2 separate regions of the Homo sapiens genome follow, and region 2 is linked to region 1. Evidence: chromatin loops called from intact Hi-C (ENCODE). Cell type or tissue: PC-3. All regions are shown on one strand. Links, peaks and the distances in the headings refer to the core of each region. The heading gives the core; the rest is flanking DNA.

What was found. Peaks named below come from ENCODE experiments on the same cell type or tissue, not always from the same donor. Only the 100,000 strongest peaks of a DNase experiment are listed, where the experiment ranks them.
Region 2: it touches region 1 in a loop (2.7-fold over the local background); 6 of 110 quality-filtered maps call a loop at or near these places.

Annotation. Positions count from the first base shown.
Region 1 is chr19:37,990,701-38,006,517 of GRCh38, reverse strand. All of the region lies in intron 1 of SIPA1L3 (signal induced proliferation associated 1 like 3), which reads right to left. Among named protein-coding and RNA genes, the nearest start is that of SIPA1L3, 91 kb to the right of the region's middle. RefSeq lists enhancers at 1,980-2,099, 2,506-3,037, 6,336-7,535, 15,624-15,817. In PC-3, for the core only: no CTCF peak of the experiment used is centred there; DNase peaks (open chromatin) are centred at 6,887 and 8,327; H3K27ac peaks cover 4,346 bases.
Region 2 is chr19:38,049,310-38,065,126 of GRCh38, reverse strand. All of the region lies in intron 2 of SIPA1L3 (signal induced proliferation associated 1 like 3), which reads right to left. Among named protein-coding and RNA genes, the nearest start is that of SNORD152, 110 kb to the left of the region's middle. RefSeq lists enhancers at 9,001-9,571, 12,269-12,770, 15,507-15,817. In PC-3, for the core only: no CTCF peak of the experiment used is centred there; a DNase peak (open chromatin) is centred at 3,616; H3K27ac peaks cover 1,774 bases.

The DNA.
Region 1 (15,817 bases), core at 3,514-11,513:
TACAGATGCTGCCCATGTCAGTGTGGGGGACTGTCATCTCCCTGGAGAGTATTCTCATGCCAATATTCAAAGCCCTCCTACCTTTCTTGCCCTCTTCCCTCTCTTAACGTGCCCCACTCCCTAGAAGGTAAAAGGCGTGATGCCCCACACCCTGCAAAGCCTGCAAGGTCAAGCATGATTGGCCCTGTCTGCTTCTTGCACCTTCTACTGCTCCATCCCCACCTCACTCATGCTGCTTCTAGGTTCGGGCCTTTCAGTTCTTCGAGACTGGCTCTACCCCACCTCAGGCTCTTTTTATATACAGTCCCCAACCCCTACCCTGGACTCACCCCTGCCACCACCACTCCCCTAGACCAGCAAACTTTGACTGATGCTCTCAGCCCCAGCATCACCTCCCCAACTAGTTACATGATGTCTTGGCACCCAGTTTTTTCCTCCACCATTCACCGCCTGTTTATCTGGGTGCTTTTATTTTTCTTTGAGACAGCGTCTCACTCTGTCGCCCAGGCTTGCAGTGCAGTGGTGGGATCATAGCTCAACCTCGGGGGCTTAAGCAATCTTCCCCCCTCAGCCTCCCAAGTAGCTGGGACCACAGGTGCACACTAAAATGCCCAGCTAATTTTTGTATTGTTTGTAGAGATGGGGTTTCAGCATGTTGTCCAGGCTGGTCTCGAACTCCTGGCCTGCAGCAGTCTGCCCACCTCAGCCTCCCACAGTGCCAGGATTCCTAGCTGAGTGACAGGCAAGTCACTGTGCTCCGCTTTCCCTTTCTCCTTATGTCACTATTATCACTTCATTCATTCCCTTAGCAAAGTTTAGTAAGGAGCATATTTGGTGGAAAGGGTCATACCTTTAACAAAACAGATTTGGTTCCTGCCTTTATGGAGCTGACATTAAGGGGAGGGGGAAGCCCTGATCAGGTCAGATGAGTAGCTCAGGGAAGAAGGGCGGGGTGGGCTTCGGAGCAACCCCCTGGGAGTGTGTTGAAGGAGACATCTGAAGGAGGAGTCGGCATCAGCCAGGCCAGAAGGGCAGGGGTAGTGGGCAGCACGGTGGGAGAACCAAGAAAGCAGCCCAGGAGCAAGGCGAAGACATGGTGCATTCAAGGAAGGCAGGCCCAGCAGCTGGAGCGCAGTGCACAGGGATCTGCAGGATGAGGCGGGAGTGGGGGCGGGTGGCAGGCAGGGGCCAGAGCAAGCAGGGTCTGGGGGGCCACACTGAAGAGCTGGCCTTCCTGTAGAGAGTTGCAATGAGGTTTTAGTGTCACTACAGTCAAGAAGTGTGGCCCAATTGCTGTCCTTTGGCATCCTGCTTAAATGATTCCAGCTTAGAGGTCCTATGAAGATGTTATAGTAGGCACGTGGCAGGGGACAGAGGGAGCAATGACTTCATCCCTGCCTGTAGCTGATTGGCCGGGGGTGGGTGGGGGACATCTGACTCAGCTGAGCCTGTCAAAAGAACCCTTTCCTCGGCCCCGGTTAGTCCGGAGGGAGACATCCTCCACTCCTCGGGTTGTTTTGGACTCGGGCTGAGAGAACATGCGGTGACTCTCTCTGGGGGCCTGTACTGAAACGTGTATTGCTCAGCAGTCTGTGATGGCCAGGCTTCCTGTCCAGTAGAATACAAAGCAGAAAGACAGACTGAATATAAGAGAATGAATAACGCAGATCTAGAGGTGGGGAGTGAACAAGTGAGGAAGAGAATGCAGATACAGTGGCATGTGTGTCCTGGTTCCAATCCCAGCACCCAGCCCGCCCTTCCTCTATGGCAGGTTTTGCAACCAGCCTGCTAGTGTGAGCTCACCCCTCTTATTAGTGATTGGTTCGGGGAAGATCACATGACCAGTGCTAGTCCAATCAGACAGGAGCTCTGAGGTTTTGCATGATAGTTCGGGACAGATACCTTCTTTTTCTTTCAGGACAGGGATAAGGACACAAGCCTGAGCGGGTCCTGGCAGCTGGTGTGCAACTTTCAGGGGAGCCACGTTTGAGGATGACACTGACATCAGAGGGAACAATAAAGAGACAGAAGGAAAATGGGTCACTGGCAATAGCCCCAGGCTCCTGGACCAGCCAGCCCAGACATCTGCCCCACCTCTGGGCTTTCCAGTTGAATGAGCCAATCCTTTCCCCTAAAATTTATGTCTATTTGAGTTGGTGTTTTTGTTACTTGCAACCAAGTAACTGACTGGTCCTGAGGCTTTCTTCAGGTCTCTGGGCCGCCCCAGGAGCCTCTGGTTAAATGCCCACTTTTTGCCTAAATTGCTGCAGTACAGGAATTTGGCCAATGACTCAACTTGCCGAACTTGCCCACCGCCTCCCCAGCTCTAGAATGGGGATAATTATATACACTTGATTGAGCTGTTAAATGGATTAAAAGTGATTTAAAGACTGTCTAGCACACTGTAAATTCTCAACACGTTAGCAATTACTATTCGAAAGCACTGAAGGGTAGCTGAAAAGTCCCAATCCCAGTGAGCAATCAGCCACATCCCTCCCCTGTCTTGTTTGTAGTTCCTTTGTTCAGGTCAACAAGTCCCCTCCTCACAAACAGTCCCAGAGAACAGCTAACCCAGTTTCTGTCAGAAGGGTGGCAAATCTGGCCTGGGGGTGGGGGTGGGGGATGGATCTGAAATGAAAGAGATTTGACTCAACTTCCCGGTTGCTGGGTGGCGGAGGAAGCCCTCATGAGCTCATTTCTCTACCAAATACAAGCTGGGGTCTAAAGTTTCAAAACACAGGCTGGGGCACGCTGGCACAGTCCCGAGAGAGGACAAAGGAAAGAGGCGGGATGGAAGAGAAACCGCCACATGGCAGGTTCCACAACGAGCTCTCTCGGGAGGAGGCTCCTGGGCTGGATTCCAGCCACATCCGTTCTCTGGGCAGCTACGAGGCAGCAGGAAAAAGGGACCCTGCCACGTCTGTATTTACAGCTGGGAACTGGCGGTGGCACGGGAAACTCGGAAATAAACTCAAGTCAGGAAGTGAGAGGTGCAAGCTGCTTCCATAGCAACGCCCATCTGGGGATCCCTGCCCACAGCCGGAATCATTCAGAAGTGGGGCTTATCTAGAGACATACACCAAATTCACGTTTTCCATTTGCACCCAGAAAATGACACTTAAACTATACTTCCTTGGGGAGCCTCTGTGAATCTCCCTGTACTACAGCTTGAAAAATCCCATTCTTCTTCAGAGCACGCAGAACACAGTACTTATCCATATGGCTCTGCGGTTCTTGTGTTTTCTCCCTGGCTGTGGGCTCCACCAGGGAGGAGCTGTGCCTGCCTTGCTCATTGGTGCCTGGCCCAGAGTAGGGTCTTCAGTTGATGTTTACTGAATAAACTCTCCTGTTTTCAGTCTTATTTTTATTTTATCTTTTGAGATGGAATCTCACTCTGTTGCCCAGGCTGGAGTGTGTGAACTCGGCTCACTGCAACCTCCACCTCCTGGGTTCAAGCCATTCTCATGCCTCAGCTTCCCGAGTAGCTGAGACTACAGCAGCATGCCACCACGCCTGGCTAATTTTTTTGTATTTTTAGTAGAGATCGGGTTTCACCACATTGGCCAGGCTGGTCTCGAACTCCTGGCTTCAAGTGATCCACCTGTCTTGGCTCCCAAAGTGCTGGGATTACAGGCATGAGCCACTGTGCCCTGCCAGCACACCAGTGTTAACAGCAGCATTATTCACTATAGCCAAAAGGTAGAAGCATCCCAAGTGTCCATCAACAGATAAATAGATAAGCAAAATGTGAGATATATATATATACATATAAATTTTTTTTTTTTTTTTTTTTTTTTTTTGAGATGGAGTCTCGCTCTGTCACCAGGCTGGAGTGCAGTGGCGTGATCTCAGCTCACTGCAACCTCCGCCTCCCAGGTTCAAGCGATTCTCCTGCCTCCTGGGATTACAGGCGCACGCCACCACTCCCAGCTAATTTTTGTATTTTTAGTACCGACAGGGTTTCACCATGTTGGCCAGGATGGTCTCAATCTGTTGACCTTGTGATCCGCCCGCCTCAGACTCCCAAAGTGCTGGGATTACAGGTGTGAGCCACCGCACCTGGCCACAAAATGTGATATATACATATCATTATTATTTAGCCTTAAATATGAATTGGAATATTATTTAGCCTCATAAAGGAAGGAAATTCTGATATATACAACATGAATGAACCTTAAAGACATGATACTAAATAAAATATGCCAGCCACAAAAGGACAAATACCGGATGATTCCACTCATAGGAGACACTTACATTCGTCAATCTCATAGAGACAGAAAATAGAAAGGTGGCTTCCAGGGACTGGGGTCTTGGGGATGGAGAATATTGTTTTTCAGAGACAGAGTTTCAGTTTACAAGATGAAAAATGTTCTGTGGATGGATGATGATGGATGCACAACCATGTGCATGTACTGAATGCCACTGAACTGCACACGTAAGGTACATTTTTTTGGTAACTATATCTATCAGTAATGTAACTGGGCATAATAAAATTTCAGAAAATTAAACACTTGACTTCTAGGTTACTAAATGAGTTGTGCATATTTTCTTTTTTACAGTTTCCTTAAAGGTATAACTGACAAATAAAAACTGTTCATACTTAAGGTGGACAACTTGTATATACATATACATTGTGACAAAATCACCACAATCAAGCTAAAGCTAATTATAAAATATAAAAAAAATTTGTTATGTATATTGTGCCACAATAAAAGTTTTAAATGGTTAATTTTGTGTTATGTACATTTTATCATATTTTATCATAATAAAAAAGTACTAAAAAACTGCAGGGCCAGGCACGGTGGCTCATGCCTGTGATCCCAGCACTTGGGGAGGCCAAGGCGGCAGGATTGCTTTGAGCCCAGGAATTTGAGACCAGCCTGGGCAACATAGCAAGACCCAGTCTCTACGAATAATAAAAACCATTAACCAGGCATGGTGGCACATGCCTGTGGTCATAGCTATTTGGGAGGCTGAGGCAAGAGGATCACCTGAGCTAAGAGGCTGAGGCTGAAGTGAGCTATGATTGTTCCCACTGCACTCCAGCCTGGGCAACAGGGCAAGACCCTGTCTCAGAATTTTTTTTTTAAGTTTTAAAAAATGTGGTTCTTTTGCAAGATCAGAAGAACCACAAAAGAATTAGAGTTCTTTCATCTCAAGAGAAAGGTGGGAGAGAAGATAAATATCTAGAACAAGTCTGGGCAGGCGGAAGAATGGAGTTTGAGGGATCATCTTTGATATCAAGAACTTTCTAGGTAGAAATTTAATAGGCCTCAAGTACACCTTAAGGAAGGGTGGGGTGCAAACGTCTCTGGACACTCAAACATTAAGCAGAGAGCTTTATTCTGAAGTAACTCCACCCAACCTCCCCAGAAGCCAAGCTCACATGATTCCTTAACTTTTTAACATTTTTCCTGTTTATGAAAGTAGTATATATATATGTGATATATATGTGATATATATATATGTGTGATATATGTGTGATATATGTGTGTGATATATATGTGTATATGATTGATGTGTTATATATATGTGTGTTATATATGTTATATATGTGTTATATGTGTGTTATATGTTATATATGTTATATATATGTTATATATATGTTATATATATATATATAACATATATATATATATAAAAAACTTGGAACATAAATGTACAAAGAAGATTATAGAGTTACTCATTCTCTCCCCACCAAAGGGCAACCACTGTTAAGACATTGGTTCATTTCCTTCCAGTCTTTTTTTTCCCAGCATGTATATAGAGAAGTGGGGAAGAGACATTTTCTCTCTTTAAAGTCTTTTGCATGACCAAGCATGAGGAGGAAAAAAAAAAAAAAAGTCTTTTGCCCCTGCTTTCCTAGGAGATTTTGAACATCGAGTGAAAAATAACATTTTTCAACGATGAAATTAAGCCTATTTCCTCAAACCATGGACTGCTGGGGAGAAAAGTGCTTCCCTCTTCCTCTCCTCTAATTTCTGCTTCCATCTGAACCACTATTTATAAACCGAGGTTCTTTTTTTTTTTTTTTTTTTTTTGAGACAGAGTCTCACTCTGTGCACTCTGTTGCCCAGGCTGGAATGCAGTAGCGTGATCTAGGCTCACTGAAACCTCCGCCTCCTGGGTTCAAGCGATTCTCCTGCCTCAGCCTCCAGAGTAGCTGGGATTATAGGCACCCACCACCACGCCCAGCTAATTTTTTTAATTTTTAGTAGAGACAGGGTTTCACCATGTTGGCCAGGCTGGTGTCAAACTCCTGACCTCAGGTGATCCACCCGTCTCGGCCTCCCAAAGTGCTGGGATTACAGGTGTGAGCCACCACACCTAGCTGACCAAAGGTTCTTAATCCTAACTGTGCATGCCCATTACAACAGGATATGATAATACTGTCATAGCCACTATTAATTGAGGAACTACTACAGAAGAGGCAGTTTCAAACACTTAAAAAACAGTATCTAATTTAATCCTTAAATCCTACGAGGCAGGTACTATCATCATTTTACAAATGAGCAAACTGAGGCACAGAGAGGTTACGCAACTTTCTCAAGGTCACAAGTGTTAGTGGGGGTGGTGGGATTTGAATCCAGGGCATCTGGCCCCAGGTACCTTCTTTCCCCTGGTCCACACTGTTCAAGACCCTGGCAATCATGACCAACTATAAGCTTCATTCAGGGCTAGGTTCCCAGTGTCCCTATCGCCAGGTTTGTCATGATTTTTCATACTCCTCTCCAGACTCATCCTGTTTCCTAAAGGAAATGAGAAATTGCTGGAATTCAGCAGAAGTGAGACAGCCGGAAGCTACAGCTGACCACACGCACACGTGGGTCTCCCACTGGGCTACCCAAGAAACATTCTTAAACGATGACCTTTCTGGAGCAACCAGGGGTCAGTTCCTGGGTGGATCGCCCGCCCGGACTGAGACCCACCCAGTGCCAGATGGACTGCGGAAGCCCCTCCCTAACGTCCACAGGCAGCGGAATGAAGAGCACGTTCAGCGCTGGAAAACCCAGCCCACCACTCACTTCCATGTGCAACTAGAGAGAAGGCTGGGGCGGTTGCCTGTTTAACAAGGATGGGCAAGACTGCTCATGTGCGTCCAGGAGCGGGGCTGGAGTTAATATTTAGTCATTGTGGAAGATTGGCCAGTTACGTTTTTGCCGTCATCACACAGGTCCCTGGAGAAGAGCAGCTTGTGGCTCCCTCCACCCCATGGTAAAACCAGGCCCAGCAGTGAAAGGGATCCCAGGAGTCAGTCACTGGGGGGTTTGGTCTCCTCCTCCTCAGCAGGAAAGAGATGAGAAATTGATGCTTTGGCCTGAAATCCACTATCTGTCCAGTTGCTGAACCAGAAAAGGTCTCCTCACAAAGGGGATGAACGAAGAACTGCAAGGTGGTCATTTACCCATCGCCACCCTGGCTCAGGACCTTCCCAACTGTCTGTGGGCAGCAGGATCGCAGTGCTTTTCATGGTCACACAATTTTTAGTCTTTGTGTGTGTGTGGGTGTGTGTGTGTGTGTGTGTGTGTGTGTGTGTGATAGATAGGGCTGGTTTTTGTTCTGTTAACATGCTAAAAAAAAGTAGGGAGTAAGGTACAATGAACTCCCTTGTACCCAAACCTAGATTCAAAAATTGTCAAGATTCTGCCATATTAGCTTCATCTATTCTTTATTTCTTCCTTTTCCCCCCTTTTCCTTCTTACCAAAGTATTTTATTGTATTTATTTACTTTTGGACAGGGTCTCACTCTGTCTTCCAGGCTGCTACAGTGGTGTGATCTTGGCTCACTGCAGCCTCAACCTCCCAGGCTCAAGTGATCCTCCTGCCTCAGCCTCCTGAGTAGCTAGGACCACAGGCATATCCCACCATGTCTGGTTAATTAATTTATTTTTACTTTTAGTAGAGATGAGGTCTTGCTATGTTGCGCAGGCTGATCTCCAACTCCTGAGCTCAAGCAATCCTCCCACCTTGGTCTCCCAAAGTGCCGGGAATACACATGTGTGGCACCACACCCGGCCTGAAGTATTTTAAAGCAAATGCCGGATATCATGTCATTTCAACTTTATGCGTTTCGGTTTGCAGCTCTGAAAAACATGGACATTTTCTTACATGTCCATAATATTAGGCTGGTTCCATTACCAATCAAAATTACTATGTCCTACCACATACTCCTGGAAAAAATTACTATGAATTCTTTCCTAGAAGATAAGACACAGGGCTGGCTGAGGAACAGGGAAATGGGTCATCTCAGCCTGCAGTAACAGAGTAATGCTTTTCTGGAGGGACTCTAGGCGATACAAATCCAAAAAGGTTTAACAAGCCGTGAGTCGCTTCTGACTCAGATTTTCCATTCATGCACTCATCAAAAGAATATTTACTGATGTCTACCATGTGCCTGGCAGTGCCCTAAGCATTCTTCTCTCTGGTACAGATGTGGAAACTAAGGCACAGAGAGGTAAAGCTACTTGCCCAAGGTTATCTAGCTCTTACCAGCTGGGGCTGGGATTTGAATCCAAGCAGCCCAAGTTTAAATGGCAACACCAGGTCCTGGCAAGGTGCCATTTGGGGCCTTCTACCAATTGGGAGACCAGTGCTCTAGGTTCCAAAGAGCACTCTCTCTCTCTCTTTTTCTTTTCTTTTTTTTTTTTTTTTTGAGATGGAGTCTCGCTCTGTCGTCAGGCTGGAGTGAAGTGGCACAATCTCAACTCACTGCAACCTCTGCCTCCCAGGTTCAAGCGATTCTCCCGCCTCAGCCTCCGGAGTAGCTGGACTACAGGAGCGCACCACTGCGCCCAGATAATTTTTGTATTTTTAGTAGAGACGGGGTTTCACCATGTTGGCCAGGATGGTCTCGATCTCTTGACCTCGTGATCCACCTGCCTCGGCCTCCCGAAGTGCTGGGATTACAGGCATGAGCCAACGTGCCCGGCCTTTTTTTTTTTTTTTTTTAATGAGACAGTCTCACTCTGTTGCCCAGGCTGGAGTGCAGTGGCACAATCTCAGCTCACTGCAACCTCCATCTCCTGGGTTCAAGTGATTCTCGTGCCTCAGCCTCCCGAGTAGCTGAGACTACAGGCATATGCTACCACGCCTGGCTAATTTTTGTATTTTTAGTAGAGATCGGGTGTCACCATGTTGGCCAGGCTGGTCTCGAACTCCTGACCTCAAGTGATCCGCCTGCTTCAGCCTCCCAAAGTGCTGGGATTATAGATGTGAGCCACCGTGCCCGGCCCAAAGAACATTCTCTAACTGTACTGGTGAATGCCTACCATGTGGAATCTTCCCAAACCCTATGTATGAGGCAGGGAAGATTGTATTAGTCCCACTTTTCAGACAAGGAAACTAAAGTACAGAAGACGAAGGTATCTATTAAAAGTTGCACATGTACTTGTGGATATTATGTTGTGTATCTAGCATCTCTACCTCATCTTCCCCCACCCACTCCCAAATACCACCTTCTTGGATAGGCATACAACCCAAATGGAATATTCCCTGGGGCTAGTATAAAAACACTGAGGATTGGCCGGGCACGGTGGCTCACGCCTGTAATCGCAGCACTTTGGGAGGCTGAGACGGGTGGATCACCTGAGGTCAGGAGTTCGAGACCAGCCTGGCCAACATGGTGAAACCCCGTCTCTACTAAAAATACAAAAATTAGCTGGGCGTCGTAGTGGGTGCCTGTAATCCCAGCTACTTGGGAGGTTAAGGCAGGGAGAATTGCTTGAACCCAGAAGGTGGAGGGTGTAGCGAGCTGAGATGGCACCACTGCACTACAGCCTAGGCAACAGAGTGAGACTCTGTCTCAAAAAAATAAAATAAAATAAAATACAGAGGATGGCAGTGGAGGATTGTGGAGATGTTGGTCAAAGGACACAAAGCTTCAGTTGGACAAGAGAAATAAGTTCAAGAGAGCTACTGTACATCATGGTAGCAACAATTACTAACAATACATGGCATACTTCAAAATGGCTGAGAGAGTAGACTTTAAGTGTTCTCACTACAAAAAAAGCAAGTGAGGTAATGCATTATGTTAAATGGCTTGACTTAGCCATTCTACAATGTACACACATACCAAAACAGCATGTTGTATACCATAAATATATGTGATGTTTACTTATCAATTAAAAACAATAAAGGCTGGGCTCCCGCCTGTAAATCCAGATACTCGGGAGGCTGAGGAGGAAGGATCATTTGTGTCCAGGAGGTCGAGGCTGCAGTGAGCTCTGATTGAACCACTACACTCCAGCCTGGGTAACAGAGCAAGACCCTGTCTCTAAGTAAATAAATACTGGCTGGGTGTGCTGGCTCACGCCTATAATCCCAACACTTTGGTTGGCCAAGGCAGGAGGATCACTTGAGGCCAGGAGTTTGAGACCAGCCCTGGCAATGTAGTGAGACCCCATCTCTACACACACACATCCCCCAAAAATTTAAAAATCAGCCAGGTGTGGTGGTGCATGCCTGTACTCCTAGCTATTTGGAGGCTGAGGTGGGAAGACTGCTTGAGGCCAGGAGTTCAAGGTTACAGTGAACTATGATCATGCCCTTCACCCCAGCCTGGGTGACAGACCTAGACCCTGTCTCGGAACAAAACAAACCACTGAAGACTCTAAATCCTCTTTCCACTGAGTTGATAAACCAGGAGGATCTGCCCGACTCCAGCCTGCTGGCAGAGCGAAGCCAAGGAGAGCCCCAATGGCACGTGTGGGCCCCATACTCGGGCTGCATCTGAAGCTCCCCTCCTACAGACTTCCCAGTGACATAAGACAAATTCACCTTTCAACCCAAAGAGGCTTCCTTAACCCACCCAGCATACACTGTCCCAACCCGCTTTTGTTCATTCTGTGCCCTCTGCCCAGGCCCCACCTCCTCAGGCCATTTTCCTGTGTATCTGGCAGAACTCCTACTAACCTTTCGAAGGCCAGCCCAACCACCCCTCTTCACAGTTCTCCCTGATGGTGCCCAAGCCGAGTTTCTCTTTCCTGTGTTCCCCCGCACTTGCAGCTCATCTACTCACCACGCTGCATTATGGCCGGCTGGGTGTCCCCCTCAGGAAGGTAGCACTGCACAGGGGTTAAAACTGCAGGCTCTGTGGGAATACATGGCTTCAGATCCCTGCTCTGTCCCTCCACGCTGTATGAGATGCCAAGCAAGCCATTCTCTCACCTCTCTGATCCTTGATTTCTCTCATCTATAGCAAGGGTGGTAATAGCACCCACCCACAGCAGACACTTGGTTGTCTAGCGGATGCCACTGCCATCCCCTGTCTCTTGCTGTCTCTCACGGTACAGACATGTGCTGCCCCAGCCTCCCTTGCAGCTAGGGCCGGCCCCTGGCTCCTTTATGGCCAATGGAATGTAAAGAGAGGTCTGCTGGGAGGAGGGGTATTTATAAGAACATATTCTCTTTCAAACGGAAAGGCACGTGAAGAGGAAACCTTTCCCCTACTCCTCTCCTCCTAGCTCAGGATGCCGTGTCTGAGGATCTGATCCTCAGGCTGGGGCAGCCATCCCATGACCACACAATGACCAACCCCACCAGCACGAACGAAACGCCTGCACACAGAGGGTTGAACACAGAAACATAAGTGCCTGGAGTTCCAGGTGAGCACCTCTGCACCAGCCATGGAGCTTGTCTCCTCCAGGATGTTTGCAATGGGGCGTCTCTACTGCTCAGCCAGGAGTCACCAGACGTCTTGTTACCTGCAGCCCAGTGTGTCCCAACTGACAGATCGAAAGATCACATGGTAGAGGGAGGGTTCAATGCCATCAAGCATGGGAAGTGCTTGGCACTCACTCACATTGGTTAAAGATTATTACCACTATCACAGGTAGCTGCTCAAGGCCATTCCACAGCTCTCACATCCCACTGCAGGAAGAGAAGGCGCTAGCGATAAACACTTGGTATATTTCCTCATCCATCCCACCACCTCTGATGTGGGAAACTACAGCAGCCAGGGCGGCTGCTCCACTCTAGAGTGGCTGTGCTCAGACCTTCAGTGGTTTTCAAGAGCCAAGGAGGAGAGAGGCAAAGGGGGCCGAACAGCTCAGCAACCTCCTGAGGGAGCTTCAGCCTTTCCACCGCTGAAAAACAACTTCACAGCCCAGCCCTGACCCCTTTCTCCTAGCACCATGTCTCCCAGATCTCCACACACTGGCGCCACTTGTACCATATCCCAGAGCACCTGAGCTACGGCTTACTTCACACTTTAACTATACTCACTTTTATTTTTGGCTTAAGTACCAACTTTAGCCTCACCCAATGCAGAAATAGCCATGGGATACTAGGTTTGACATGCTGTTTAAATTCTTTTCCCGGCCAGGCATGATGGCTCACGCCTGTAATCCCAGCACTTTGGGAGGCCAAGGTGGTAGGGTCACTTGAGGCCAGAAGTTCAATACCAGTCTGGACAACAAAGCGAGACCCACATCTCTATAAAAAATAAAAATAAGAAACTTAGCCAGGTGTGGTGGTGCACACCTATAGTCCCAGCTTCTTGGAAGGCTGAAATAGGAGGATTGCTTGAGCCCAGGAATTCTTGGCTGCAGTGAGCTATGATTGTGCCACTGCTCTCCAGCCTAGGCGACAGAGCAAGACCCGTCTCTAAAAAAAAATAATAAAATAAAATGAAATTACTTTCCTGCTATGCATTGAAATAAAAGTACAGCTATTAAAATGCTTCAAGTGTTTATTCATACGGCACCTTGAACAATCTGGTGGAATCCTCTGACCTTGGGAAACCTGTCCCCGTGGCAAGACAACATCACACCTGGTCGACACGCTCCTGGCCCCTCCTTCACACACTTTTTCAGGTACGTTCTGGAAACACAAAGGCTCGAATGCTAGCTCTGAACAAGCCCTCCAGAGGAGGAGCTCTCCACAGATTCCCCCGTTAGGGATCTGTTCCCCTGAACGTATCTGCGATTTACACTTTCCACTTATGATGCTTTCTAGGATGGTTTAATAATAATAGCCTGGCCAACACAGTGAAACGCTGTCTCTACTAAAAATACAAAAAATTAGCTGGGCATGGTGGCGTGCACCTATAATTCCAGCTACTCGGGAGGCTGAGGCAAGAGAATCGCTTGAACCCAGGAGGCGGAGGTTGCAGTGAGCCGAGATCGCGCCACCGCACTCCAGCCTGGGCAATAAGAGTGAAACTCCATCTCAAAAATAATAATAATAATAATAGCAATAAAAACAGCCAACGCACAATGAGAACTTTCTCTGTGCCAAGAGCTGGTTCAAGGGCTTCATATAGATCATCTCGTGATCCCCACAGCCCCATGTGAAGTGGGTGTCATCCCCATCTCACAGATGAAGAAACTGAGGGGCAGGGGGCTAAGTCACTTATTCAAGGTCTCATAACTCAGACCTGACACAGCCAGGGTTTGAATCCAGCTGACTGACCATAGGGCCCACCCTCCATTGCCCTCACTATTCTGCTGTCCTCAGAACAACCAACGGTGACTGGGTACCACCTCTGTGCTTAGCACCGTGCCTGACACTGACCCAGCGAGTCTGAGGATCCTGCCGGGGTCACGCAGCTGGGAGCACCAGGGACCCAGGTCTGCTGACTTCCCGCACTCACACTCGCCCTGCACAACTGACCACAGAGCCAGCACGTAGGCGACCTGAATGGAGCCTCCCAAAGCCCTGGAGGACCTCCACTCCCAGATTCCTTGCTGTCCCCATTTAGCTCATGTTCTTCAGTCCAGAAAGGCCACTCTCCTCTGAAAGGAGGAAAACAGGCCCACAAAAACCACATGGAGCCTCATGTCACCACTTTTCAAGGCCAAAGGGGAGTAGCTGACCAACTTGGAGTTTTCTAGAACCATCCCATTCATAATTTTTTTTTTTTTTTTTTAAGACAGAGTGTCACTTTGTTGCCCAGGCTGGAGTACAGTGGCGCAATCTCAGCTCACTGTAACCTCCACCTCCCAGGTTCAAGTGATTCTCGTGCCTCAGCCTCCCATGTAGCTGGGATTACATGCATGTGCCACCATGTGCAGAAAATTTTTGTATTTTTAATAGAGACGGGGTCTCGCCGTGTTGGCCAGGCTGGTCTCGAACTCCTGACTTCGAGTGATCCACCTGCATCGGCCTCCCAAAGTGCTGGGATTACAGGCGTGAGCCACCATGCCTGGCCCTATTCATCATATTATCTGTGCAGTTCCTCCTTGCCTGACTGCTAGGCCTCAAGCTGACATTCTTAATTGTGCATTATGATCATGACAGCTCATGCCATGGGGCTTACTTACCTTGAGTGCCAGGGCCTGTGCTAAATACTCCCCAGGTACCTACTCACTCAGTGAACCCCGCAGCCTTAAGAGGTTGGGACTGCTCTGGCCCTTGCTGTAGAAGGAGGAAATGCAGCCCAATGGAGGCTAAAGCCACTTGCCTAAAGCCCTGGAGCTGGAAGTGGTGGTTCCCCAGGCCCTGCCTCTAGCCACGTGGATGCCTGTCTGTGGACTGAACACTCTGCATAAGATGACCTCAGTGAATTATCATCCTTTATCCCTCCCTCCAGCCCAAAGTCAACGAGGCAGGTATTTGAAAAATGAAGAGCCTGAGGAAGGAGGTGAAGTACCTGCCCCAGGTCATGCAGCTAGTGCAGGGTGGGGCCCGAACCCAGCTGCCTGCAGTGTGACTCCAAGCCATCAGCTGCAAGGCTCCACAGCCTCACACCCAACTCCAAATGCCCCAAACCCCACCCCGGTCCTAGCAAGCCCCCAAGAGAAATCTGTCTCCAGCTCCAAAGCATCAGGTGGAGGGTCATCTGTGCAACAGATCACCGTCACAGGGCTGTCTTGAGTGAAAGGAGCCTCCGGAACTCCAGGGCAGAGAGCTCAGCTGCTGCATTCCCGGGAACAGTGACTCTGCACGGTCCCTGCCAAGCTGTCTGCACAATGGGCCCACTGAACTCACATGCAGGTGGGGTACATAAGCCAGCCCAGGGCTTTCCAGGGTGACAGCAGCTGACCAGCCATATAGCTTTCTTCCTGCCTTCAGGTTTTCCTCCATGGCCTTTGCTCTGGGGATGTGGGGAGGTAGTTCTTCCCAGAGCACCAGGAATGGGAATGTCTGCTCCTTTCCATGCTGGCAGGGCCTTCCTCCCATCCCCAGAGAGATCAGCCGGTTTGGCCCTGTCCAGCCATCTGATACGTCCACAGAGCGCTTAAGAGCATGGAATTGGAAGCCAGATGGCCTGGGTTCAATCCCAGCTTTGAGACTATTTTTTTTAAAAGGCCAATAAGCACTTTCTTTCTTTCTTTCTTTCTTTTTTGAGACAGAGTCTTGCTCTGTTGCCCAGGCTGGAGTGCAGTGGCGCAATCTCGGCTCACAGCAACCTCTGCCTCCCAGGTTCAAGCGATTCTCATGCCTCAGCCTCCCAAGTAGCTGGGATTACAGACACGTGCCACTACGCCCTGCTGATTTTGTATTTTTAGTAGAGGCAGGTTTTCACCATCTTGGCCAGGCTGGTCTTGAACTCCTGGCCTCAAGCAATCTGCCCACCCCAGCCTCCCAAAGTGTTGGGATTACAAGCGTGAGCCACCGTGCCTGGCCCCTGCCACTTACTATTAACAGGCAGTGGACAAGTTACCTCCCCTCTCTTTGCCTCACTTTCCCCATCTGGAAAAAAAGGCTAACAACAGTACCAATGCCACTAAGTCATCATGGGGATTAAAAAGCACTCGGAATACGGCCTGGCACTGAGCGTGTCTGCTGTTGTTGGTACCAGTGGTCCAATTAAACACACACATGCCCCTTGAGTGGACAGAGATGTCTGCTGGGCCTCTGAGAGCGTGTAAGCACT
Region 2 (15,817 bases), core at 3,360-11,359, 59 kb before region 1:
AAATGTCTAATTTTAATTTTGCTACCTGGTATAACTGAACTTTATTTATAGGTTAAATGTTCATATGATTACACGCCTGCGTAGAGAGATGAAATTTTTAAAAAAATAAATGGGTGAATACCTTCACAGCTGCCTCTCTCACTTATCACCAGATGCTGGAGGTCTTCCCTGGTGTGGTGGCTGCAGCAGAGTGGATAGAAGCAAAGTCTATCTTGGTTCAATTCCCAGCTCCATCACTTAACTAGCTAGACCTTGGGCAGGCAACCTAGTCTCTCTATGCCTCAGTTTTCCCATCTGTAAAATGGAGATAATAATACAGCTTAACTCTTAGGAAAGATGTGGGTTAATAAATGCCATGGCTTAGAATATCCCTGGCCTGCAGTGATAAACGAGAATTGGCTATTATCATTTTTTCTTCTTCTTTTTTTGAGACAGAGTCTGGCTCCGTTGCCCAGGCTGGAGTGCAGTGGCGCGATCTTGGCTCACTGCAACCTCTGCCTCCCAGGTTCAAGCAATTCTCCTGCCTCAGCCTCCCAAGCAGCTGGGATTACAGGCACCCACACCACCACGCCCGGCTAATTTTTGTATTTTTAGTAGATATGGGGTTTTGCCATGTTGGCCAGGCTGGTCTCAAACTCCTGACCTCAGGTGATCTGCCCGCCTCGGCCTCCCAAAGTGTTGGGATTACAGGCGTGAGCCACTGTGCCCGGCCTTCATTTTTTCTTATATAATAATACTTTTTAAAAAATCTCAAGCAAACCAAATGTGACCTGGCAAGGAACCCTTGTTCCTCTGGGCTCAGGGGCCAGACAGCCCAGGGTGGCTCACCTTGAGCAAAGGCTCCTTTCTGGCAGCCCCAGTGCCAGGGCCGGGTGGGGCGCCCCTCTGAGTCTCTGTGGGGTTGGCTGGGTTAAGGGAAGCTGTCGTGACCTCCCCTGAAGCACATGTGGATGAAGCAGCTTGTTCCAGTTCTGGGCACAGTCCTATTCGCTCTAATGAGCCTTTGAAATGCAGAAGTGGAATGGGATGCTTCTTGGAGTATGGGCACAAATGCCAGGCCCACCCAGCAGCTACAGCCATGTTTGTAGAGTGGGGATGATGGGATGCAGTCAGGCGAGGGGCCTGAAAGCGCAGGTGAGAGGCCTCTGTTGTTGGTGTGGCCCCTTCTGGGTACTTAACTGGGGGCATCATCAGGGCTCCAGGCTGCCCTGCAGGGATCTCCCCGGCTCCAGCCAGGCTCATGATCAAGCCGCAGGCCCTGGCGTGGCTGTGCTGCTTCTTTTAGTGTTATTATTATTATTTTTTTCTCAGTGAACAGCTGCTGCCCTAAACGGGCTGAGTGTCCCCACTATCATCATGGGGGGAACACTGGGGCCCCACAGGGGCTGCTATGACCCAGCCTGCGGGCCTGCTCCCGTGGGCCACTGCCCGGGCTAGACTGATGGTTAAATACTTAGTACGCGCCCTCCTCCAGGGCTCACTCCTGTGGCCAGGCCAAGCCTCCTTTAGAAGACAGTGTCTTGCCAGCACGGAGCCTGACCTGCAAACTGATCCCAGCTAATTGCCACTGAAACCTGCTAAGACCGCATCTGTTGGGCCTGGAGATTAAATCAATATTCGACAATCTTGATTAAATAGAGCCAGGGAATCCTTGTAAAAGAACATCTGTTAAAGTCCCACTCTTTCCATCCTGCCGCTGGGGGCCGGGCTGAGGGTGGCTCCGGCTCTGCTTATCCTAACCTGAGGATGGCTCTAGGCTGAGGGGATGGGGGGCGGCAGTGGGGCCCACCCGGAACACCACAGCCAGGAAGGCTCCCTGCCGTGGGAAGGCTGGCAGGGATGGGAGCTGGGGGCCGGCGGGGGCGGTGCAGGTGCTGGACACACACAGCTGGGCCTTGTTATCCAGGTTGGAGTGGGGAGGGGGGTGGAGGGGAAACCCAGCTGCTGGCAGTAATCATCCATCATCCTAACTGGCCCCTGACCCAGGGCTGTCGGGGAGCCAGGCCCTGTGCAGAGCACATGACACCATAACACAAACCATTGCACTGAAGCTTCTAATCACCTGCTACTGTCACCCGTGCTTCACAATGGGGTTCAGAGAGGGCCACAAAGAGAAGGGGAGGAGGAGCCGGAATCTGAACCTGGGATTGGCTGACTCGAGTCTGCCCTCGTGACAACTCATGGGGCCACCCCATTTGAGAACATCTGTTGTCAAAAATGAGAGCAGGCCGTAATCCCAGCACTTTGGGAGGCCACGGCAGGCGGATCACCTGAGGTCAGGAGTTCAAGACCAGCCTGACCAACATGGTGAAACTCTGTCTCTACTAAAAATACAAAAATTAGCCGGGTGTGGTGATGCACGCCTGTAATCCTAACTACTCAGGAGGCTGAGGCAGGAGAACCGCTTGAGCCCGTGAGGCAGCAGTTACAGTGCGCTGAGATCACTGTAGTGCCACTGCACTACAGCCTGGGCAACAGAGTGAGACTCTTTCTCAAAAAAAAAAATAATAATAATAATAAAATGAGAGCAAAAACTGGCATTTACAGAACCATGAGCCCAAGTGGGCATCCTGCCCTGTGGTCAAGCTCCCTAAGCTGCACATAGCAATGGCAGCCCCCACTCAGGACTGGCCTCAAACCTGGCTCCACTGAGCCCACACAGCATCCTGAGGAGGAAGGCCCTACTGTTCTCCCCACTTTACAGAAGGGAACAGGGAGGCTCAGAGCAGCATGTTCCTGTTGAAGAGCACCCAGTGAGGGAAAGCAGAAGAGGGACTTGAACCCAGGCAGGTCAAATCTATGGCCATTAAAACCACTGTCATCTCTAAAGATTGGGGATAGAGCCATGAACACCGGGGCACTTAATAAATGCCTGCACTCCACTCCTGGGTGACTTAAGGCAGAAATTAGGCTTATGCTTTGGAGCCAGATTGCCTAGGATCAAATTCTGGCCCTAATATGTACCAGAGGGGGTAAGTGCCACCTCGTGAGACTGCTGGTAGATCCAGCAAGATGATCCCCATAGGGCACTCCCATACTAAGGGGCACATGGCAAGCACGCGATACATCCTTTCAACAGCACCTGCACTCACAGTGCACTCATCGGGGTGAGGGGTGGGGAGCAGCAATCCAACACCCAAATGCCAGCAAGCCACCATTCACTGGTCTATCTCCAGCATCCAAAACAGGGCCATCAACAGGGTGAATCTTCCACTAGTATTTTCTGAATCCATGAAAAAAAAAAACAAAACTCAAAAATCCCAAACCAACCAGATAACCAATTAGCCAGCCAACTAGATAACCAACCGACCAGTTAACTAATCCATTACCCAAACAGCCAACCAGCTAGTTAACCAGCCAACAGGTCTCATGTCTCAGGGGCCTGTTCCCATCTCTCTTCATCTCCGCCCCATCTCTGTCCCATGTTTCTTGTCCCTGCTCCATCTCTCTGTACTCCTGTCCCCCTACCCCTCTGCATCCCTGTACCTGTCTCTCCACGGCCCTGTCCTTGTCTGTCTCTCATTCTGTTTTTCTCTATATCTCTTGCACACGTGTGCACACAGATGGCCAGGGCCCTGCACATTTCTGGCTTCTGAGTCACAACCCCACGTCAACTCACCACTAAGGATGTGTCCCAGGCAGCTTCTGCCTGGCCCCTCTGGTCACCTCCTCCCAGATTCCAAGTTCTCAACATCTGCAGGGAGGGAGGGAAGCTAAGGAATTGGCCAAGATTATTATAGAAAACAAAAGAAAGAAAAAGAAAGGCTGGGCACGGTGGCTCACACCTGTAATCCCAGCACGCTGGGAGGTCGAGGCAGGCGGATGACTTGAGGCCAGGAATTCAAGACCAGCCTAGGCAACATAGCGAGACCCCATCTCTAAAAAGAAAAAAAAAATCAGGAGGCAGATACCAAACCATGTGCTAAATAAAAGAGTCACTGGCATGTGCCGCATTGTCCTGGCCCCTGAGTTCCCTGTATTCCAGGCAGGGTCTGCCTGGCCCATTCTTACCCCACCCTGAAGTGCAATATTACAAGGGATTTGGTTACTTTAATCAGAGAACAAACCTAGAAACCCCAAGAAGTACTAATTCGGAAGAAAAGCATACTCCCACATTTAAGAAGTTAGTACTTAAGGCTGGGTGAGGTGGCTCACGCCTGTAATCCCAGCACTCTGGGAGGCTGAGGCGGGCAGATCACCTGAGGTCAGGAGTTTCAGACCAGCCTGGCCAACATGATGAAATCCCGTCTCTACTAAAAATACAAAAATTAGCTGGGTGTGGTGGCACACCCCTGTAATCCCAGCTACTCGGGAGGCTGAGGCAGGAGAATCACTTGAACCCGGGAGGCAGAGGCTGTGGTGAGCCAAAATCAGGCCATTGCACTCCAGCCTGGGCAACAAGAGCGAAACTCTGTCTCAAAAAAAAAGTTAGCACTTAAAAATCTTTCAAGCTACATATTTTATACTTTTATCTACCTACCAAGCTCATTGCAGAGCAAAGATCTGGGAGGCAGAGGCCCAGAGGTAACAGTGGTTTCTCAGGGAGGGGAGCGACGGTGTGTGCCATCTGTGCATTCATTCTGTCCTCACCACTGGGGCTCCCAAACTGTCCAAAGTCACGCACCTCTGCTCAGGCATAGCCGCAGCCCACCTGTACTATTATTTACTGAACGTGATCCTTTCAACCAACTCACTGCCTAAACCCTTAAGAATATCCATGTTGGATTCGTTTTATTTTTTTTCTAATACTCATTAAACAAAATGTACAAATATTAGAACTCATAAAGCTTGTCTGTTTATCAAGGAAAATGGGCTTTAGGACCAGAAATGCATTAACTCCAAACTAGAATGCACCTCTCGGACATGATACTAAGTGAAAAAGCCAGACAGAACAACATATACAGTTCACAACTGTTTTTATATAAAGTTCAAAACTAGGTAAACTGGAACCACGTTATTTAGAGTTGCTCATCTAGGGAACACAGCTTTCACAATGCCAGGAAATGGTGACTGTGAAGTGCAGAGAGCAGTTGCTTTTAGAAAGAGGGTTCTGGTCACGTGCGGTGGCTCATGCCTGTAATCCCAGCACTCTGAGAGGCTGAGGTGGGCGGGTTACCTGAGCTCAGAAGTTCGAGACCAGCCTGGCCAACATGGCAAAACCTCGTCTCTACTAAAAGTACAAAAATTAGCCAAGTGTTGTGGCAGGTGCCTGTAATCCCAGCTACTTGGGAGGTGAGGCAGGAGAATTGCTTGAACCTGGAGGCGGAGGCTGCAGTGACCGGAGATTGCACTACTGCACTCCAGCCTGGGTGACAGAGTGAGACTCTGTCTCAAAAAAAAGGAAAAAAAAAGGGTTCTGGTGGCCAGAGCCCATGGGGGTTCCAGGCTGCCAGCAGGTTCTCTTTCTGGACCCGGGTTACCTGAGTGCTTGCTTTGGAATTCTTCGGTAAACTGTGTATTCACGTTTTACATGCTTGTCTGTATGTATGTTCCATTTCACAATAACAGAATTTTAAAGTCTTTTGTATTGCATGAGTTATTTTTAAACAGTGAGATTTTACTCTTGTATGACATAAGCAACTTTAAAATGTATACAAATGTATTTTAAAATCTCAGCTAACATGGTGAAACCCCATCTCTATGAAAAATACAAAAATTAGCTAGGCGTGGTGGCAGGCACCTGTAGTCCCAGCTACTCAGGAGGTTGAGGCAGGAGAATCACTTGAACCTGGGAGGTGGAGGCTGCAGTGAGCCGAGATAGTGCAGCCTGGGCAACAGAGCGAGACTCCGTCTCAAAAAAAAAAAAAAAAAAAAATCTCAGCTGTTTGCTGGGCATGGTGGCTCACACCTGTAATACAAGCCCTTTGGGAGGCTGAGGCAGTGAGCATAGCTTGAGCCCAGGAGTTTGAAACCAGCCTGGGCAACAGTGAGACCCCATCTCTACCAAAAAAAAAAAAAATGAGCTGAGTATGGTGACATGCACCTGTAGACTCAGCTACTCAGGAAGCTGAGGCGGGAGGATCACTTGAGCTATGATGGTGCCACTGCACTCCAACCTGGGTGACAGGGCAAGACTTTGTCTTTTTTTTTTTTTTTTTTTTGAGACAGAGTTTCACTCTTGTTACCCAGGCTGGAGTGCAGTGGCGGGATCTCAGCTCACTGTAACCTCTGCTTCCTGGTTTCAAGTGATTCTCCTGCCTCAGCCTCCCCAGTAAGCTGGGATTACAGGCATGCACCACCACGCCTGGCTAATTTTCTATTTTTAGTAGAGACAGGGTTTCACCATGCCAGCCAGGCTGCTCTAGAACTCCTGACCTCAAGTGATCCACCTGCCTCAGCCACCCAAAGTGCTGGGATTACAGGCGTGAGCCACCGCACCTGGCCAAGACTCTGTCTTAAAAAACAAAACAAAACAACAAAAAACTCAGCTGTTTGATCACCCTCTGTGCCACCCCAGTCACTCTCATGCCATAGCTTGAGATTCACTTTCTCTCTCCTATAAGAGATTTCCACTCCCAGAACCTGCAGGGCCACTTCGCCTGGATGAACACAAACATTGCGGGCTGCCTGGGGGAATGTGCACTCCCTCCGAGCCCAGAGGGAGTCAGGGAGAGCGGGGCACCCTCACAGAGGCAGTTTCAGGACAACTCTCCATATGTGACAGCTGGGGACAGAGGGGAGGCGCCTCTACCCACCTGAGACATGCAGGGGGGCACCTGTCTTCCTTCCCAGTGGGGAGAGGTGTGTGGGAATGGGGGTTGTGGGGCCAGGCTACTGTTAGGAATGAGCACTCCAGCCCCACCCTTCAGCAGCACCACAGAAGGCTCTAGAAAGGCTCTAGTTATGACCCTCGCTGGATGTGAAGCTCTTCTCAAGCCCGAGGGACCAGCTGGCAGATGGCGAGGGCCTGCTGTTCTGTTTGCTCAACACCATAATCAAACATCCTGCTCCGGGACTGCAACCCAGGCCAGGCAGAGCACAGCAGGCTGGAAGGGGACACCAGGCCCTCAGGAGACCAGGAAAATGGCTCTCCAGGAGCCCGATGAGCCCAGCACACCAGGAAACTGGCCACTCCCCAGGACAACAGACTTCTTTCTTTTTTAATGTTCCCAGTGGTGATCCCTTTCTAGGGGCAATTTGGCAAGAGCTTTAAAAAGTGTTCTCAGGCCGGGCATGGTGGCTCAGGCCTGTAATCCCGGCACTTTGGGAGGCCGAGGTGGGTGGATCACGAGGTCAGGAAATCGAGACCATCCTGGCTAACATGGTGAAACCCTGTCTCTACTAAAAAATAAAAAATAAAAAATAAAAAAAAATTAGCCAGGTGTGGTGGTGGGTGCCTGTAGTCCCAGCTACTCGGGAGGCTGAGGCAGGAGAGTGGCATGAACCTGGGAGGCGGAGCTTGCAGTGAGCCAAGATTGCGCCACTGCACTCCAGCCTGGGCGACAGAGCGAGACTCTGTCTCAAAAGAAAAAAAAAAAAGTTCTCACCCTCTGAACCAGGAATGCTACTTCTGTAAATTAATCCTAAATAAATAATAAGAGATGCAGAAAAATTCATAGTATCCTTTATAACAGGCAAAAAACCCAACCTCAATGAGCAACACCAGGAGTACCATTAAAGAAATTATCAACCCCTAGGACAGTAAACATCTATAGGCTATGCAGATGCATTCCCAGAAAAAAAGACAGGAAAGACTCGATAATTTGATGCTGGGGCTACTAGTGGTTTTCGAAAATCTGTTCTTTATACCTTCCCATATATATACATATATATACGTATATATATACGTGTGTGTGTGTGTGTATATATGTATACACATATATACACATATATATACATATATATATATATTTGAGATGGAGTCTTGCTGGAGTGCACTCTAGGCTGGAATGCAGTGGTGGGATTTCAGCTCACTGCAACGTCCGCTTCCTGGGTTCAAGCAATTCTCTTGCCTCAGCCTCCTGAGTAGCTGGGATTACAGGCGCCCACTACCATGCCTGACTAATTTTTGTATTTGTAGTAAAGACGGGGTTTCGCCATGTTGGCCAGACTGGTCTCGAACCCCTGACCTCAAGTGATCCACCACCTCGGCTTCCCAGAGTGCTGGGATTACAGGCGTTGAGCCACCGCGCCCGGTCCCCATATATATTTTTTAACGACAGGGTCTCATTCTGTCAGTAGCTGAGAATACAGGTGTGTACCACCATGCCTGACTAATTTTTTAAATTTTTTGTAGAGAGGAGGTCTGGCTATGTTGCTCCGGGCGGTCTCCAACTCCTGACCTCAAGTGATCCACCCGCCTCCCAAAGTGTTGGAATTACAGGTGTGGGCCACCACGCCTGGCCCCTTTCCATATTTTTTCATATTACTTTCAGTGAATGTTTCAAAATCAGGGGGAAAAAAAACCAAACAAGTTTTCATTCATTTGATTTACTTCCATTCACTAGGTGAGTATTTCCTGAGATCTTACTATGTGATAAGTAACAAAGCAGTAACCACGATAGCCCCCTTCTCTGTCCACTGACTAAAGGAGGAAACAAACATTAATTAAATGCACTTAAGCACACAAATCAGTCTAAAGCAAGAGAAGGAAGGGGTAAACTGACGAAGGATGGGAGCAGGGTGCTGGAGAGTGGGTGGCCAAGGAAGATGGCATGGAAGGGGTGGTGTTTAAGCCCTGAAGGATGAGAAGTTGGCCATGGAAAGGGGTGTGAGTGGGTGAGGGGGATGGAGGAAAAACAGGTGCAAGGATGCCACAGTGTTCAGGAATCTGGAGTTGACCTCCATGGCAGGTTTAGGGGGGCAGTGGCCCGACTGGCTGTCATGGAGATCGTGACCTGCCGAGGGTACAGAGGCTTCATCAGGAGGCCAGGGTAGCCACCCACGTGGGGGCAAGAGTGGCCTAGCCCAGAAGGAGGGTGGTGCTGGTGCAGAGAAGGGACCGACTGGGGAAGATCTGACTGCTCCTCAGATCAAGAGGTGCTCAGAAGCAAGGCAGTCAATCCTCAGCCGGGTACCTGGTGGGTGCTGGGCGCTGTGCCAGATGCTGGCCGCAGAGCCGCAGCCATCACTCCCACTCTCAGCCCCCACACTGTTCAGACTCGAGCGGGAGGGAGAGAGGTGAATAAATGAGCCGTCTCAGGGCAGTATGTTTGGGCTCTGGCAGTCAATCGGCTAGTTCGGCTGGGCTCCACTTGAAGAAAACCCGACAATTTTCCAAACAAAAGCCAGCCTCAGCTCTCCTATGGGGTGGGATGTATTTCAAAGTCCTTCCCAGCCAGGTTTTAAAGCTTCTCCCAAGTGTTCCTCAGCAGGGGGCATCACTCTCAACATGCAGATGAAGAAACAGGGCACAAAGCAGTGGCATTCCTGGACATCACAAACCAGAAGTCAGGCCCGCAGTGGGAGAATCCCGCACTCCTGCTCTGGGTTACTCCAGGGCCAGGCACCTCAGGCTCCACTGCTGGTTGTCAAATCCAAACCCATCCTCTTCTGATTCCTTGAGAGAGGTCCACATTTGTTGGGGTGGCAGGATACTAATCCAAAAAGCTTACTTTCCTGGATTCCCACGCAGCTAAACTAAGGATGTATCTGATTATGGCCAGTGTGAGGGAAGAGGAAGTTTGCAGGGGATGGGGGATGGGACCTTTTGGCGAAGCTATTGTTTTCCTAATAAATAAATGGGGCACACCTCTTCTACCCTTCTCTTGTACTTGGAATATAAATGTCATATCAGGGGGTGCAACCGTCATCTTGGGAGCATGAGGCTGAGAGTGACATGCTGGGGACAGCAAGATGAGGAGTCAGAAGGAGCCTGCTCCCTGTCCCTGCACCCCCCAACAGTGGCGCCGCCCCCAGCTGCCCTCCCTCCCTTTTCTTCTCATGTGTAAGAGACCACCTGTTGCCTTACTGAAGCCACGGCTTACTGGTTTTTTGTTACATGTAGCCGATTGCAATCTTGACTGATGGAGGTCTTACCAGATCATTTTACAGCTAAGGAAACGGAAGGCCAGCAGGGGAGGTCACCAGACCAAAGTCACAGAGTTAGGAAGCGACAAGGCTAGAATGTGAGCCTCTATGCCTAACCACGCCACAGCAGCACCCCGAATCAGTTACAAGCACTGGCTTTGGAGAAGTCTTGGTTCCAACGTGCTTCTCTATTCAGTCGTTTACTTGTCCATTCCTCCACCAGCAGCAGGGGCTCCCGGGAACATGGACTCTTCACCGTTCACCTGCTATCACCAAGGACTCATGGCAGAAGCGCAGCCATCCCCATGGCCTGAGCAGCGACCACAGGCCAGGAAGGTCGTGTGATGCCCCTGGAAAGTGGGGACGACAACAGTGGCTTCACGGCTGTGTGGGAGGGCATGCTGTCCAGTTAGTGCCAAACAAAAGGTTCTCTTATCACCATCACTGAAGCTGTGGAGCTCCTCTTCCAAAGGCCTCTCCTTGTGACCAAGAGAGTGTACCAACTCCAGATGATTTTTTTTTCCCCTAAACTTGGATTCAAAGACAATTTCCTTTTTTTTTGAGATGGAGTTGCTCTGTCGCCCATGCTGGAGTGCGGTGGCGCGATCTCGGCTCACTGCTGAGATCAGGTTCAAGTGATTCTCCTGCCTCTGCCTGCTGAGTAGCTGGGATTACTGGCACCCACCACCACATCCGCTAATTTTTGTATTTTTAGTGGAGGCAGGGTTTCACCATGTTGGTCAGGCTAGTCTCAAACTTCTGACGTCAAGTGATCCGCCTGCCTTGGCCTCCCAAAGTGCTGGGATTACAGGCATGAGCCACCACTCCTGTCCTCGAAGACACTTTCTCAACACAAACTAGACATAACTCACAGGCCAATCACCTCCAAGGACTTCCAACCAATTCCTAACTGCTGTGCATGGGAGTGGCCTCCCTGTGGCATGTGCCACTACGCCTGGCTAGTTTTGTATTTTTAGTAGAGAAGGGGTTTCTCCATGTTGGTCAGGCTGGTCTTGAACTCCCAACCTCAGGTGATCCGCCCACCTCGGCCTCCCAAAGTGCTGGGATTACAGGCATGAGCCACCGTTAAGGGCACAAATTCTGAACTCAGGCTGCCTGGGTTTGAACTCAGCTCTGCCGTGTGACCTTGGACAGGTCCCTTAAATCTCTTTGTGCCTCAGTTGCCTCATTTGTATTTGGTTGGTGCAAAAGTAATTGCGGTTTTTGCCATTGCTTTCGATGGCAAAAACCACAATTACTTTTGCACCAACCTCACAAAATGGAAACAAGAAGGCTGGGCGCGGCGGCTCACGCCTGTAATCCCAGCACTGTGGGAGGCCACGGCGAGAGGATCACCTGAGCCCAGGAGTTCGAGACCAGCCTGGGCAAGAAAGTGAGACCCTGTCTCTACCAAAAAATAAAAAATAATAAAAATTAGCTGGGCGTGTTGGCACACGCCTGTGATCCCAGCTACTTGGGAGGCTGAGGTGGGAGGATCGCTTGAGCCCAGGACTGTGAAGCTGCAGTGAGCTGTGATTGCACCACTACACTCCAGCCTGGGTGACACAGCGAGACCCCCATCTCCAAAAAAAAAAAAGTACCTCCTTCATAGGGTGACTGTGAAGATTAAATGAGTTAATATGTAGAGCTCTGAGGGCAGCCTGGCATAGGTGACCACCAGGAAGTGTCCATGGCTATTACTACCACTATTATATGGATTCCTGGTGTGCCACTCCCTAGATGTGTGGCCTTGGCCAAGGTACTTAACTCTCTGGGGTTAACAGTCCATACCTACCTCACAGGATTATTATGAGAATTAACTAAGTGAATAAGTGTAAAGTACTTGAAACAGGTCTGCTTTACAAGAAGGGCCCAGGTCACCTTAGCAATCACGTCGCTTCTGACCGAGGCTTTCTTGTGTAACTGGGCTTCTCTGTCTCCTTTAAACTCTCACATTGGTGTTGAGCTTCCCTGTTTGTGTATCTGGGCACCTTCCATCTCCCCTGGGCTCCCCTCACCTCCGTGAAGCCACCAGCTCCAGGAGGGCACAAAGCACAGCTCCCACCCACACTTGCCTGATGCCAGCTGAGTACAGAGCTGCCCGCTCAATGCCAGCTTGGGCTGCTCAGTGGCACAACATTCCTCTGGCCTCTAGTGTGGCCCAGGATGCTGGTACCTCATGCAGGGGGCTCCCTGAGAATACTCCAGCACCCAGAACTCTCCGGCACGGTGTCCTCAGGAGGGCTTTCCTTAGGGTCAGGGCACAGCCCAGTGCGATGGGCAGGAACAAAAGGCAGTGTCCACTCTGAGTGTGGGAGGGGGAAGCTTGGAGGGGACTCCTCCGGCAGAGGAGGAACTCGGAACCATGTAGGCCCATCCCAGGCAGCAGTGACTGGCTGGTGGCATGCAATGCCCAAAGAGCTGCCTCAGGTTACCCTGGCAACCAAGGGACTTACCTCAGTGCCAGGGATGGTGCCTGTCACTAAATGAGGTGCCCCTGACAGGCCATTAGACCCTCTGGCTTTCTCATCTATCAAATGGGGATCGAGTTCCCTCTTTGATCCATTGCCTGCCCTTTTCCTAGCCTGCTCTGAAACACAGGGAACTACATTTCCCAGGACTGCTGGTGAGGCTCAGCCAACAGGGGCAGTGGCAGAAGCCTGGAAGGTAGAGGTGGTGAGAAGCCAGGTGGTCCTCCCTCCAATGTGGACAGCATCTCACGCGGAGGAGGCCTCCGCCCAACACTGCCCTGGGCTCTGCTAAGGTGCCCTACTCCTTGCGCCCTTCAGCTCTGGTTGCTCATCTAGGGACTGGCCTCTGCCCCTTTTTGGTTTCTCTGCTCCTCCCCAACTTTTTTAACCAAATTCCCTGTATTGAATTCCTTCCGCTAAAATACCTAGAGTGGATTCTGTTTTCCCAACAGATACACCTGCCTTGTCTATGTCTTAGGGGCATCTGAGAATCAAGGGAGAAGACACACCATGGAAAATGAAAAGCACCACAGGATGATTTTATAGAAATGTCCTCCTCTCTTCCACGATGTACAGGCACGCTGTGGGCATGCAGTTTAAAGCTCCCCAAATGAAATGATACAATGTTCGAGATTTGTTTCAAAATGATCCAAAGGCAGAGGAATGGATGAAACAAGACTGGCCATGTGTTGGTCACCAAAGAATCTGGTGACAACTGTGTACATGCAGGCAATATATGCTATTTCTACCCCTGTAAATGCCTGAAATTCCCCATTACTAAAACAACTCAAGTGGGGCGTGGTGGCTCACGCCTGCGATCCCAGCATTTTGGGAGGCCAAGACGGGAACACTACTTGAGACCAGGAGTTCAAGACCAGCCTGGGCAACATAGCAAGACCCTGTCTCTACAAAAAAATTAAAAAGTTAGCAGGTGTGGTGGTGTGTGCCTGTGGTCCCAGCTACTCAGGAGGCTGAGGTGGGAGGATCACTTGAGTTCAGGAGTTCGAGTCTGCAATGAGCTAAGATCGAGCCACTGCACTCCAGCCTGGGCCACAGAGATACCCTGTCTCAAACAAACAAACAAAAAAACCAAACCAAACTAAGAAACAAATCAAAACCAACAGGTCTGTATTCTGTTGGTGGGGATACACCAGGTTCTAGTGGCAGAACCGTCTTTGAGGGCAACTTGTCAGTTCATTACATCAAAACCATGCATATCCCTGGACCCAGCAATTCTGGCTCCAGTAAAAACACTGGCTCAAGAACCCAGAGCTTCTTGGACGAGGCTCCCCACTGCAGCACTACTTGAGAAAGACGAAAAGATGAAACCCAAGAGTCTCTCATTAAAGAATCAGTAAATACATTTTGATATGTCCATATGATACAGGCAGTCATTAAAAAGAAAGAGGGTACATTTAACATGCTAACGTGAGAACATGTCTAGAGATAGTCATCAGAGACAAATGCTAGCTGTGAAGAAAAAGTATTTATCACGTCACATTAAAACCTATGTGCTACCCAGAGGAGAAAACTCTGGTAAATGTAGTGATATCCACAAACATGACTATAGCATTTACCATGTGCCAGGCACTGCTCTAAACACTTTACATATATTTTCTTTTCTTTTTAAGACAGAATCTAGCTCTGTCACCCACGCTGGAGTGCAGTGGCATGATCTTGGCTCACTGCAACCTCCGCCTCCCAGGTTCAAGTGATTCTCCCGCCTCAGCCTCTGGAGTAGCTGGGATTACAGGTGTGTGCCACCACACCGGGCTAACTTTTGTATTTTTTGTAGAGATGGGGTTTCGCCATGTTGCCCAGGCTGGTCTTGAACTCCTGGCCTCAAGTGATCCATCAGCCCCAGCCTCCCAAAGTGCTGAGATTACAAGCATGAGCCACCATGCCCAGCGCACACATCATACTTTTAAAAATTAAAAACTACACACGTGGAAATGAATATACAGCACTCGACTCAAATGTGAAAGAAAGGAGTAGCTCCAAGCCTGCTCTTCGGACAACTTTGACTATATTGTCTCTTGGACGACCCAGGAGAAGCCAGAAATTCCTCCACAGGCAGAGCCATTCTGACGTGCATTGAAAGTGAAAGGATACAACATTTGAAAGTTTAGAAACTTTAAAACAATAATAATGACGGTGATAGTGATAATAATTGCTAATGCTTTCAGATCACATATGTGTTAGGCGCTGTTTTTTTGTTGTTGTTGTTATTGTTGAGACAGTCTCACTCTGTTGGCCAGGCTGGAGTGCAGTGGTGTGATCTTGGCTCACTTCAACCTTTGCCTCCTGGGTTCAAGGGATTCTCCTGCCTCAGCCTCCTGAGTAGCTGGGATTACAGGCATGCGCCACCACGTCGGGCTAATTTTTGCATTTTTAGTGGAGACGGGGTTTCATCATGTTGGCCAGGCTGGTCTCGAACTCACGACGTCAAGTGATCCACCTGCCTCGGCCTCCCAAAGTGTTGGGATTACAGGCGTGAGCCACCATGCCCAGCCAGCACTGTCTTAAATGCTTTACATATATTATCTCATTTAATCCTCAAAATACCTTACAATATAGATACTACTATTATTTCCATTTTATATTTATGGCAGCTCTGAGGCTCAGAGAGGTGAACTAACTTGCTGGGTTACATGGCAGGGTCAGGATTCAAACGCAGGTCACCGGCTCCAGAATTTGCCTTCCAATGCCTGTGCTGACTGGGCCTCTCTTGGAAAGGGGAGCCTGAATTAGGTTAACAGGGGCATGAAGAGGCACTCAGCCAGACTCACCATCAGAGCATTAAAACCCCGGAGACCCCACTTGACACCCTTCGGATTGGTGAAACTGGGAAGCAGGACAACAGCAAAGTGGCGAGAGGTATGGGGAAGCGGGACCCTCCTGTGCTCTCGGGGGAACGCGGGTCAGAGCAGCCTCATAGAGAGCTCAGGAGTTCAAGATCAGCCTGGCCAATGGAGCAAAACCCCAGTTCTACCAAAAGTACAAAAATTAGCTGGGTGTTGTGGCAGGTGCCTTAATCCCACCCCTGGGGAGAGAGAATGCCTATCTCCGGCTGCAACTGACTCCTGGGGGTAAGCCCCATGGGTTCCTAAGGCAAAGGTAGGCGGATGCTCACTTGAAGCATGGTTTGAAGTGGGGTGGAGCTAGGGGCAACCTGGATGCCCAACACCAGGGGACCAGACACGTGAGCCGTGGCAGATGTACAGCATGTACAACTGTTCAGCTGCCAGACGCCATACACTGGACACACATCCAGCAACGTGGCTAGATGGCGAACACATGCTATTTGGTGAAAACCAGAAGAAACCGAAAGAATGAGATACAGAGCTCCAAACCCCGGAAGCTGACTCTTTACTCAA